Linked DNA regions of Homo sapiens: region 2 is linked to region 1. A link is a contact called in ENCODE Hi-C data. All regions are on one chromosome and are shown on one strand. The core of a region is the stretch at or near the end of the contact, and the rest is flanking DNA. Distances in the headings are between cores, read along the strand shown. Region 1 overlaps LOC101930053 (a long non-coding RNA gene). Region 2 overlaps LOC105375957 (a long non-coding RNA gene).

What was found. A loop is a pair of places that touch in the nucleus more often than their neighbours do. Pooled maps may share reads with other maps.
Region 2: a loop to region 1 is called in a map of mammary epithelial cell, with 2.9 times the contacts of the local background. The contact joins two enhancer-like sites. A Hi-C loop is called at or near these places in 3 of 168 maps with a recorded cell type or tissue (mammary epithelial cell, posterior cingulate gyrus and right cardiac atrium), 1 of 37 single-sample maps with no recorded cell type and 4 of 50 pooled maps.

Annotation. Positions count from the first base shown.
Region 1 is chr9:2,466,191-2,472,752 of GRCh38, forward strand. All of the region lies in intron 2 of LOC101930053 (a long non-coding RNA gene), which reads right to left. Among named protein-coding and RNA genes, the nearest start is that of VLDLR, 150 kb to the right of the region's middle. Within about 2 kb of position 3,586, at least 4 of the 41 ENCODE cell types and tissues checked have a DNase peak (open chromatin) inside an H3K27ac peak, as active enhancers do.
Region 2 is chr9:2,661,316-2,667,877 of GRCh38, forward strand. LOC105375957 (a long non-coding RNA gene) reads right to left here. Exons shown (of 3, transcript XR_929436.3): 2 at 3,654-3,760. Among named protein-coding and RNA genes, the nearest start is that of VLDLR-AS1, 42 kb to the left of the region's middle. Within about 2 kb of position 2,661, at least 5 of the 41 ENCODE cell types and tissues checked have a DNase peak (open chromatin) inside an H3K27ac peak, as active enhancers do.

The DNA of each region.
Region 1 (6,562 bases), core at 2,336-4,835:
CAGCAGTTCTGTGTGCCTCAGCACATAGAAGAATTTCAGTATGCTAAGGAGGTGGAGCTAGAAAGCTATGTCAGTCAGGTTTGTAGACTACTGACTGGTGCAATAGAAATACATGACCTTTGGAACTGAAACCTGAGACTGAGCTGTGACTTCACCACTTACCATCTGAGTAAGCTGTGCCTAGTCATTCAACCTCTCCAAGCTATATTTTTCTCATCAATAAAAAATAGATAATGTTAGTATTGATCTTCATTACATGGTTTTCCTTATTGCTCTAAATTCACTTTTATTTAAATTCAAACCATTTTCTCCATCCCACTTCCTAGAAAAGCTAGAGAAGATTGCAATTTTCTTATATATCTTATTCAATATTTTCCCTTATTAAACAAATATGTTATGAAGGAATAAAGCAGTTATTGATTGAATGATCTTATTACCTTTCCTCAATGTACTTTTCACATACCAATGGACTGAGAAAATCTCTGACAGAAAAAAGACCTAAAATAGGAAAGAAATGATAAATTCCATTTCTTGGTAAATATGCAAGGATGGGGTTGGGGTGGAGTTACATTTCTGTGGAGTTTCACCCCTCACAGTTTTCATCTCTCTTTCTCTCCCTGGAGAGTGCAAATGAGTGAAACCTTATATTAGTTTAGACGTTCTGCTTCGATACATGTTTAAGAGCCAATAAACCTGTCAGAGTAGATTTCAGGCTGAGACAAGGTGAATGGCCTCACAGTAATTCTGCCAGCGCCTCAGGGTACCAGGCAACATAAGCAGAGAGGTCACCAAATGCCTGCTCACCCCATGCCCAGGCGCAGAGATATTCCACATAGGAATATAAGGACCTTTCCCAAAACGTTGTGTTTGGCATGTGGTAAAATTCTTTGTCAAACAGCAGAGCAGTCCGATAAGAAAACAACAACAACAACAACGAAGAAAAACAGAGCAAAAAATGAAGGCACATAGAAATAACAGGTCCTCTTAGTGATTCTGGTGGTTTGTAAACTCCACGTGAAAGTTATTATTTATCATGGAAGGCAATGTGGAGGTGTACACACCCAAAAGCTATCCACTTTTACCCCACAGACAGACTTACACAAAAACACTAGGTTGTCCATGGCAGTTTAATTTTTTTGTTTTTACTTTCTATAGCTTGTTTCTAGTAATGAAGACCTATAGGTACTGATCTATAGGGATTGCAAAATTAAGAAGCCAATTCCACCAATTATTCCACAGTGTGCCCTATAGGCAACAAGCCAAGTCCTACTGCATAGGACTTCCTATTGGCATTTTTTAATATCTAACTTTTAAAATATGAACAGATAGCCAAGAATTATCTGACATTTCAAGAAAGCCTCCAGCAGAAAAGACAGAGACATCAAATCAGAAGAAAGGAAGAAAGGAAACTCAAAAGAAACAGAGACAATATACTAAAGAAGAAAACTTTAATCAAACTATGTTTAATGATCTCAGAGGTATAAGATAAGCTATTTATCCTTAAAGTTAGGATGCTAGTAAGAAAAAAAGAGAAATAAATGAAGCTTATTGTTTAAAAAATAAAACGTTCTTAGAAATTTAAATATGATAACTAAAATTATGTGTGCATGTGTGTGTAAGATTTGGAAAATAAAGGTAAGGAAATATCTCAAAACATTAAGAAAAAGTAGAAGGCAAATCAGAAGAAACTAAAAGTCCAGTGCAGCAGGCCCAACATCCTACCAATAGGATCTAGAAAAAAATATGTCAAGAGAAAGATTATGGGAAAATTTTTTGGACCTGAAGAACGTGAGTCCCCAGATTGAAAAGTCCTATTCAGCAACTAGCACAATAAATGCAAAAAGACCCAGCTCTGTCATAAAACTTCAGTACACCAGGAAGACAGTAAAATTTTCAAGAAAGGAAACAGTAGGTCACATACACATGATCAAGAATAAAACGGCAGTCAATACTCAGTACTAGCAAGGAAAAATACAAATGTTTTCTGACATTTAAGATTTAAGAAATCTTGACCCATGCACATTTTCTCAAGAAGTCTTCTAAAGGATGAGCTTCACCTAATGCAAGAAAGACAAAACAATATCCAGAAAATAAGGAATCAACACAGGAGGAAGATGAAAGAAATTCCCTGGACAATAATGAAAATAAGTCTTAATATGATAACCGTACACAGGTTTAGAAAACAAGCAACACAGATACAAGAGTCCAGAGACATATGGAGGAAGAGCTCCATTAAAAAAAAAATTCAACTAATTGGATTAGGTGGTACAGCTGCTAATATAGGTAGTTATACATTGAGATACTGTATGTCTTGTGCTTGGGAACATGAGTGCAGGAGTCAGACTGCCTGGGTTCGAGTCCTGGCTCTGCCACTTACCATCTTATGTGAGCCAATTAATTTCTCTGTGCTTCATGCTTCCCATCTGTGAAATACAGATTATAGTTACCTACCTTATAGAGTTATCATAAAAAAATTAAATGCGACACTGATACTGTGATGAAAACAGTGTCTTGAATATTGCTGGATGTTAGGGGAAGCAAAGACAGTAACACGTACAGAGAAAACTAAGTCATTTTTTTAAATGAGTAAACTATCAGCTCTAGGAAAAAGGATAATTGAACAAGAAAGGAATTGTAATGATAGTATGCTCCTTGGCTCAGCAGAAAATATTTCCATTGTTGGAATAATGCAAATCCTGAAAATTGTGATGTAATAAACTGGAAGGATAAAGGGAGGAAAACGGGACTTAAGGGAGAAATCGTTATTTACCATAATAGAAGTGCGTAGAGGTAGTATTCTATTTAGAATATGGAATTAGATATTAAAATAAATGGCTAAACACATCTGAATTAATCCTCAAGGAACAGGACTTGGTTAACTATGGCATTTGGTTAGCATAAATAAAGAAAGAAGGAGGCAAGGAAGGAAGGAGTACAGGAGAACCGGCGCTGCTGCAGTGATTCTGAAGCACGAAGTTCTAAGAGAAGCCTCAAGATTGTAGGTCATGGTGGAAGTGCCCACCGTGGAGTCTGCACTGCTAGGAAGCATTCCCAGGAAGGGAAGAACCTTCTATTCCACGAACCCATAACATGGGTCTCCATTACCCTGAAAGGGTTTTTCCTGTCTGGAAAAGGAACCTGCAGAGATAATCTAATAGTGAAGGAGGGAAAACTTTTTGTTTTTACCTCTTCTACCTAGAACATGAGTTAAGTTTGGCTTGACACTACAATCACCCATTAAAAAAAAAAAAAAAAAAGAAAGAGTACATTTTGGTTTGAAATAGTATTTCCTAAAACAGCAAGTCACAGTACTAAAAACTGACATTTAATTACAGGTAACTGACATATAAATAAAGGGATAAATATCCCTGTTGTGCTCTGAAATTAAATGAATAAAAAAGGATTCTGCCAAATAATCATTAAAAAGATGAAAGAGAAGGCATGCAGGTTGCCCGCATAAGGATAACACTTAAGTGAGGCCTGAATTTGTCTGAGCTGCACATGATGTTTCAAAGCCATGGCAAGCTGTGAACAGCCTGAGGGTTGTGAACATCCGGGTGTCATGACACTTTTCTACATTAGTGACCCATCACCGGGTGGCGCCTCCATCCTTGGGCAGGACCTGTTGAGGTCCTCAGCACTCACACTGTCTTTAAAGGCTGCACAAAAACCACAAGACGAGCCAGCATGGAGGAAAACAACTCATTAGGCATTTTCCTGTCTGGGGTACAGATGTGTTTGGATTTCAATGAAGGAGCTGAAACTTCAACAGCTGAGCTAGAGACAGCTGTTCCAGAAACCCAGAGGGAGACCTAAAGGTCTTATTTTGTGTTGTGTCTTGGCAACACTCCTTGCTATTGCTGACCCGTAGCAAAGGGCCAGTCCTTTGTGATAGGCCTTGAGGCGATCATATTTCCAGCTGTGTCAAGAAGAAGCAGTGTGACACAGTCACAGGAACTCCTTGCTTGGGTCACAGAAACACCAAGACACCACCTAAGCATGAAATCTCACACAAAATATAAGCAAGTAGATATTTTATGACAGCTATGGGAAGTGACGATTTTGTAAGAAGCAAAATAAATGCAAATGAATTTTTTTTTAACATGTAAAATTCTGAGCCAAATGGCTTTGGATTTATAATTCCCAGGGATTTTGGTGCTTTCAGTAATGAGCAGGAGCATGGAGTTTTGGGGGGGTTAAATCCTTTAAGTGTTTCTCTATAAAACCAATTCATGCCATGCCAGCTTTTCTGTCCTAAAAAAGTATTTCAGTTTACTTTCTCACTTTTTCCCCTAGGTTAGAGCAATGTTTTTTTGTTTTTGTTTCTGTTTTTTTAAAAAAAGCAGGGGCAGGGGAAGGGGAGAGATTGAGGAAGGGAACAAATACTTATGAAATTCCCATCCTGTGTGGGCATCGTGGGAGAAACTTTGTCCACATAATCATAAAAATTCTCATAATTCTAAGCCAGGAATTATTATTATGATACCCATTTTAAACATAAAGAAACTGAAACTCACTGTAAAACATGTTTAAAATCACAAGGCTAATGTGAAGCAGAGCTGAGATTAAAAATGAGGTCTGTTTGAATATTAAATCTATACCTTTTCCCCATATCTGCATCCCAGTGTTCATTGCAGCTTTATTCATAGTAGCCAAGAAATGGAACCAACCTAAGTGTCCATCAGTGGATGAACTGATAAAGAAAACATGTTCTATATACACAACATAATACTATTCAGCCTTAAGATAAAAGGAAATTTTGTCATTTGTAACAACATGCACAAAACTCGAGGACATTATATTAAGTGAAATAAACCAGGCACAGAAAGACAAGGCACCATCTCACCTATGTGTGGAATCTAAAAAATTGAAACCCCTAAGAGCAAAGAGTAGAATGGTAGGCACTGGGGGCTGAGGGAAGGGTGAGTGAGGAGATATTGATCAAAGGTTATAAAATTTTAGTTAGACAGGAGGAATACGCTCAAGAAATCTATTGAATAACATGGTGACTATTGCTATTAACAATTTATTGTATACTTGAAAATGGCTGAGAGTAGATGCTAAATGTTATTACCACATACAAAAAGGTAGGTGAGACAATGCATATGTTAATTAGCTTAATTTACCCATTCCACAGTTTACACATATTTCAAAACATCATGTTATACGTCATGAATGTATACGATTTTAGCATACATATATATACATACTAAAAATTAATAATTATTACTAAAGGAGGTATAAATAAGTGAAGAAAGAAAGAAAAAGAACTATGCTCTTTCCTTTTGACCATGTTTCTTCTCATAAATGTCAAACACAGACCTTTGCTTTCTCTTATGCAGTAAGGCAGCGCTGTCACTAACAGAGGTAATACATTCCTTTTATTCATGTAAGCCATATAGGATAGTCCATAAATTAAAACTGTGAGAATAAATGTGCTTATCTCTAGTTTATCAGTTAAGATTCCTGCTGTGACATATTTCTCTTTTGCCAAATATTCTAAAATCTTCCTTATTCATTGCTTCTCATCTTGCCCAAGTAAAATTGGCAAGCACTGTTATCCTCACTTAATAACACAAGTTACCCAGGGAATAGCCTGGATTAGAAGCTATGATGCCCACAGCTTATGGATAAGCACTCCGAGTCTTCTATTTGGACTCAGTGAAGAATTCAGAGGTCTATTTGGTAGAAATTCAGTTAAGAGTCTGGCAGATTTGATTATTTCAGAGCCACGGTTTCCAGGACACACTACCTTTGCCTGTTTTCCTTCTCTGATTGCTTCTTTTTAGACGGAATTTTCCTATTCCCCTAACCTTTTAGAATTGGTATAACATACAGTTCTGGTCCCAGACTTCTCCCTGATTATTCTCTTTCTTCATTTAGCCAAAAAGTATTTGAGCTTCTATTACATGTACATGTCAACTGCCTTTTACTTACAGGCCTATTTCAGCTCCTACTGTGGGTCTATCTCCTGTTAAACAACAAGCTCTTCCTTCAGTGTCCCTCAACCCTAAGGGTGATAGCAGCTTCTAGCTGGTACTAATCGCTAGGCTACTCCCTGCTTCTTGTAGGGCTTTCCAGCTTCTCCACCATCCTTTTAACCAAGTATCTGTATTAAATCCAATCTGTATGAAAGACCTAGGAGGCTATTTTCCTGGCTGGATCCTGATGGGCACAAACAAACAGCATTCTTAGTTACAAACTATAGAAACAAACTTTAGCATTTTGGCAGGAAAGAAATATAAAGATATTGGAGAGCTCAAAGAATCTCTAAGAGGATCAAAGAAGCAGGCTGGGAGACCACAAAGGAAGGAGCAGTGCTCAAAAATCTCAAAGTAGAACTGTTCCGGCAAAGCCACCATTACTGCCATGCTCCACGTCTTCGGTTGCACCACATGTCACCAACACTGGATTCTGGAAGCTACCATTCAGATTGTTGTATCTTCCACCATCTGTCAACAGAATCAATTCTGGGCTTTCCTACCTCTTCACGACATTAGCTTCCAGTTTAGAGACTGAGGTGGGTATGCCTGATTGGCAAAGTACGGGTCATGTGCCTAAT
Region 2 (6,562 bases), core at 1,411-3,910, 190 kb after region 1:
ATTTATCAAACTCAGCAAATATGATTGGCCCGCAATCTAGGAAATGTGAAATGCTAGATTTTAGGCATGAACATTTAATGTTATAGTGTTCAATTCAGAGGCATTTCTTGCCTACTGGTTTTGAGGGCAGAGAGTATATTTTATACCCTTAGTCATTGTTTATGTTGTCTTAAATTTACTCACTTACATGTGAGATTTGCTGATTTGTTCTTTAAAGATTTGTCCTTTAAAGTTTCAGGGAAATTTGCCTTTTGACCTGACCCCAAACAAGTAGCCCTGTGGTTTGCTAAGCAGGACTTCTAAATGCTGGAAGATAATTTTAAATAACTAGATAGCAACTGGCATTCCTCCTCAGACCTCAAGGGACTTAAAGTAACAGTTTCTAAAAGGTTCCAGAACAGTTTTATAATTGGCACATCCTAGAAGAAACATCAGTTACGGGGAAGCACACACATTTCTTAAACTTTTAACAAAATTGAGGAAGGATATATGGATCAGCCACATCAGAAGGTATCCCTCCTTATAGCCGCACATAGACATCCCCTATATGTGCTGTCTTTACTTCATTCATTTGTTTAGTGCCTGCTATGTACCAGGTATTGTTCTGGATTCTGGGGAACCAGAGAGAACATGAGAGGCCAGAGCCCCATCCTTCATGGTGCTCATTCTAGCTGGGAGTTAGGCACTGAACAGACATTTATATGTTAGGCAGTGATAAAATCTATAAAGATAAACAAAACAGAGTAAGGGACTAGAGAATAGCAGAATGTGCTATTTTAGATAAAGTGGTCAGGGAAGCTCTCCAAAGAGAGGATTTAGCAGACAACCTGGTGGAAATGTGTTATGAGCCCACTGAGGCATAGTAAAGACTGAAGCCATGAATAATGAATAATGAATCCTGAGGCATGAGCATGCCTGATTCCTCTAAGAAGAAGCAAGGTGGCCTTGGTAGCAGGAGGTGGCAGAGGCAGAGTGGGAGGAGAGAAAGGAAGAGGACCAAGTGATGTCAATTTCAAGAGCTGTGGTTGGGACTCAGTTTTTTTTTAAGTGACAGAACTTTTTTAGTGGGCTTGGGGCGATAGAATGACATCCAGTTTTAAAAGGCTCACACTGGCTGCTTTGTCTGGAATGGGCGGCTGGGAGGCAAGGGTGAAAACGGAGATATATTAGAAGACTCTGGTAGTGGTCCTGGTAGATGGACACGATGTGAGCTAAGCCAGTGGGGATGAAAGAAAGCTCTACTCCAGATTCGGTCCATCACAGGGGGTGTGTGCACAGGCTATCTCCCCAGAGTACGGGGAATTCAGCCTGTAGATGGTCCCTTAATCCAGGAGAATCTCACCAGTTCCTAGCTCAGCTGTGCCCTCTGCCTGTGGGATATCTGTTTGGCTGCCTCCCTGATTGGGCAGGGATGATAGGCTCAACACCAGGAAGGCTGGAAGAAAACAAGGCTGCGTGGAACGCAGGAGAAAAGCCATGCCTCTCCTCTCTAACCAAAAGAATTCAGGATTCAGAAGAAAAGAAGAGCCCAGAGCACGAATTCCAGCCCCCGAAAAGTTCAAAGGCTTCAACCATTCAAAGGAAGTTCTTTTCTACCTTCAGTGTAAAGGCCTTCCAAGGGACATATTTTGGCAGCATCATTTTAATATGGAGTTCCATACTAGCTCTTGAGTAATGGTCTCTGGAGGAATGTTTGTATGAATGGCATCATTTTTAAAAAATATGATGGCTTTAGGCAGGGTCCAGCATATCCTATCTATCCAACTGCTTTATATTTTCCCTGTTACCTGTCTGGTCTCTAAAAATATTGGAGAACTATCAAAACTACTTTCCCTAAGACATTTTAGAATCCTGGTATTTCTGAGTTAAAAGGAACCCAAAGGTCATTGAGTCTCTGATAGTTGTCTGATACAGGAGGCAACAGGCCCCATTGAGGAAGCAGAAAGTGGCCACCTAACATTACCAGGAAGGAGACCTCATTCAGCAATGTCTTAAGTCACCCACAGAGTAAGAATTGCTCTCATAGTAAGCCTGTAAATTCAACAATAACTTGTGACTCTTTAAGATAAAAAAAACAAACAAACAAAAACAAAACAAAAAAAAACAGGAATGGATGCTGTTTGGGAAAACAAAGCCTCCTAAAGCCAAAACTTTCAGGAAAGGATTCTTTGTATGTTAGGAAGTAAGGTGAGTCTCTGAAATGCATCCATGCATGTCACAGAAGCCAAATAGTAACAAACAGCTTATGAAACAGAAAGCAGCCTCTTCCCAGACATTAGCCCCAGTGCCTATTTCCATTCAGAAAACAAGGCCAACCTCCCATATGTCAGGATCCACTAACCTCCGGGGAGGACTATGCTGAGAACAGAGACTACGTGCCATTCTCCCTCTCTTCTCCCTCCCCTGCAGCAGGCAATGTGTTCCCAGTACTCTGTGAACTGTCTCTATTATGAGACAGATAATATTTCAGTGGGCCTACTTAATATTTTTAGTTCACCAAAAGTGGCACGCCGGTCTGTATGCAACTTCCAGTCTCTCAGAAATCCAGCGAAATGGGGGTGGAAAAAGATTATCTAAAACCAAAACCAACTGTAGCTTCTTTTGCCTTGGTAGGAGGGCTAGGGATGCCCCTGGGAAGGGAAATTTCTCTATAGCTACAAGGGAAGGAAAATCTGGATCTGCCAAAGGAGGTCCTGAGCCAAGTTTGGAAAGTAGGCTACAGATGGCTGCATTGCTCTGTATTCTGCAGAGAGAAAAGTCAAGTCAGGGATGAGGAAGTAGCTGTGAAGCAGCAGGGTGGAAAAGAGGGCAGAGGCACACGGTGTGCCGTGGAAATTTGGAGCTCAAGGTGACAAACAAGAATATCCAATATGCAATTTTGGATGGCTTACATTTTTGGCACTGTAAGCCCTATCACCTCCCTGATCCTTCAGTAATGTCTGTGGCACACACTAACACGTTGTGGGAGTGGCTTTTGATGAAAATCATAGATAGGAGCCCAGTCCTAGACCTGGGTTGATATGGCAACAGAACAGAGAAGGAACTTTCAGAACAATTTGTTAACTGAACGAATTAAGTCACTGAAGAGCTTAGAGTCAGAAAACATAAGCAACCCAGGGACTCTTAGAACTCTGGCTGGGACACTGGACTTTCTGCAGGATGTGGAATGGAAGTTCAACCCTGTATTATCTGGATATTCAAGGGCAGAATGACTCCAGATGATGTCACAAGCTATTAAATGTGTTAGATGGGATCAGGTGGCTTTTAAATACTATACACCCAGCATTTTGCTAGTCAGGATACAGAACTAAGTATAGCAATGGCTTGTAGGATCTTGGAATATCTTGAACTATGGAATCATCTTTCCAAAGTGTGAATATGACCATGTCACTCCCTATCTAAGATGACTTCTTGATGCCTACAGAATGAAGGCCAAGGTCCCTAGATTCAGGCTCAAGATCACCATGGCCTGACCCTGGAGCCTGCTGCTCAGCCCCGCTATGCCCTGCAGTTCCCCAGCCCAACTCAGTAATGCCCAACTCTTTGCAACCACTCCCCTCTCCCCTTCTCCTTTACTGCTGTTTCCTGTACAAGGCTGTGCCTTTGCTCCTCCTCTTCCCTCTGCCTGAAGTGCCCTTCTGGCCTTTACTTACCCGGCTCTTATTCTTCCAGGTCTGGGCTCAGATGTCTCTTCTTCCAGGAAGCCATTCCTGTTGTCCCAGTTTGGGTCATGAGTCTCTTGTATATCCAGCATATAATTCTACAATAACATGTATAACATCAGGTTGAGATTATGTATATGTATATAACTTCTTGACTGAATGAAACACAAGCTTCTTTTATATAAGAATTTAGTCTTTGCAATCTTTGTGCCTTGAGTACGTAGCACAAAGTTGAATGCTTTTTAAGTGCTCAAATACTGGATTGTAAAACTAAATTGATCCCATGATTGCAAACCATAGATTATTTTGTAAATAAGCATCCCAGTATTTAGGCCTCCAAGTAACCACTGTCTCTTGAAAGAAGTTTTCGTAAGAGGTTGTTTGCCTATCCCGGTGATTTCCTACTCAGCACACAAGTTACAGGTCCTATTGTGGATTTATATTCAGGGAGCACAAAGCTGATTTTTGCATACATATTGTTATAAAAAAAAAAAACCCTTACATCTTTGAAGGTAGACTTAAGATTTTGAAACAGCAAAATCGTTGCACTTTCCATCAGGGAACATAGTAATTGTCATGCTGGTTAATGCCCTTTTGAGACCCTCCATAGCTGTCCTAATGAGGAAGTCCTACAGATCGTATGTAGAGCTAATAACATTGATATGGTTTGGCTGTTTCTCTACCCAAATCTCATCTTGTAGCTCCCATAATTCCCATGTGTTGTGGGAGGGACCAGGTGGAAGATAATTGAATCACGAGGGTGGGTCTTTCCCATGCTGTTCTCCCGATTGTGAATAAGTCTCACGAGATCTGATAGTTTTAAAAACAGGAGTTTCCATGCACAATCTCTTTTTGCTTGCCACCATCTGTGTAAGATGTGACTTGCTCCTTCTTGCCTCCCGGCATAATTGTGAGGCCTCCCCAGCCATGTGGAGCTGTAAGTCAATTAAACCTCTTTTTCTTCCCAGTCTTGAGTATGTATTTATCAGCAGCATGAAAACAGACTAATAGAGCAAATTGGTACCAGTAGAGTGAGGTGCTGCTGAAAAAATACCAGAAAATGTGGAAGTGAATTTGGAGCTGGGTAGCAGGCAGAGTTTGGAACCATTTGGAGGGCTCAGAAGAAGATAGGAAAATGTGGGAGAGTTTGGAACTTCCTAGAGACTTGTTGAATGGCTTTGACCAAAATGTTGATAGTGATACGGACAGTGAAATCCAGGTTGAGGTGGTCTCAGACAGAGATGAGGAACTTCTTGGGAACTAGAGTAAAGGTGACTCTTGCCATATTTCAGCAAATACACTGGTGGCATTTTGCCCTGCCCAAGAGATTTGTGGAACTTTGAACTTGTTTCTTGAGGAATCATTACTCTGATAGACACAAAAACAATTCCTCCTATCCCCCACCAAAGCAGCCCACAAAGATATCTCCATCTCCTGAGCTTTCAGAGAGTGTGCTGTCTGGCAAGAGAGATGATTTAGAGTATCTGGTAGAAAAAATTTCTAAGCAGCAAAGCGTTCAAAGAGGTGACTTGGGTGCTGTTAAAGGCATTCAGATTTAAAGGGGAAACAAAGCATAAAAGTTCCAAAAATTTGCTGCCTGACAATGCAACAGAAAGGAAAATTCCATTTTCTGAGGAGAAATTCAAGCTGCCTGCAGAAATCTGCCTAAGTAACAAGGAGCCAAATGTTAGTCATCAATCCAATGGGGTAAATGTTTCCAGGGCATGTCAGAGACCTTTGCAGCAGCCGCCCCCACCCCGCCCCCGGCCGCTGCCATCACAGGCCCAGAGGCTTAGAGGGAGAAAATGATTTTGTGGCCCAGGCCCAGGGTCCCTCTGCTGTATGCAGTCTAGGAACTTGGTCCCCTGCAACCCAGCTGCTCCAACTATGACTAAAAGGAGTCAAGGTACACCTTGGGCTTTTGCTTCAGAGGATGGAAGCCCCAAGCCTTGGCAGCTTCTACATGGTGTTGAGCCTGCACATGCATAGAAGTCAATAACTGGGGTTTGGAAACCTCTGCCTAAATTTTGAGCATGTATGCAAATGCCTGGATGTCCAGGCAGAAGTTTGCTGCAAGGGTGGGGAGCTCATGGAGAACCTCTGCTAGGGAAGTGCGGAAGGGAAATGTAGGGTCAGAGCCCCCACACAGAGTCCCTACTGGGGCATCACCTACTGGAGCTGTGAGAAGAGGGCCACCATCCTCCAGACGCTAGAATGGTAGATCTTCCAACAACTTGCACTGTGTGCCTGGAAAAGCCACAGACATGCAACACCAGCCCACGAAAGCAGTCAGGAATGGAGCTATACCCTGCAAAGCCACAGGGGCAGAGCTGCTCAAGGCTGTGGGAGCCTGCCTCTTGCATCAGCGTGACCTAGATGTGAAACACCGAGTTAAAGGAGATCATTTTGGAGCTTTAAGATTTGACTGCCCACTGGATTTTGGATTTGCATGGAGCCTGTAGCCCCTTTGTTTTGGTCAATTTCTCCCATTTGGGATGGCTGTATTTACCTAATGCCTGTACCCCCATTGTATGTAGGAAGTAACTAACTTGCTTTTATTTTACAGAGTCATAGGCAGAAGGGACTTGCTTTGTCTCAGATGAGACTTTGGACTATGGACTTTTGAGTTAATGATGAAATGACTTAAGACTTTGGGGGACTTTTGGGAAGGCATGATTGGTTTTGAAATGTGAAGACATGAAATTTGGGAGGGGCCAGGGGTGGAATGATATGGTTTGGCTCTGTGTCACCACCCAAATCTCATCTTGTAGCTCCCATAATTCCCACATGTTGTGGAAGGGACCTGGTGGGAGATAATTTAATCATGGGGATAGGTCTTTCTCATGCTGTTCTCATGATAGTGAATAAGTCTCACAAGATCTGATGGTTTCAAAAATGGG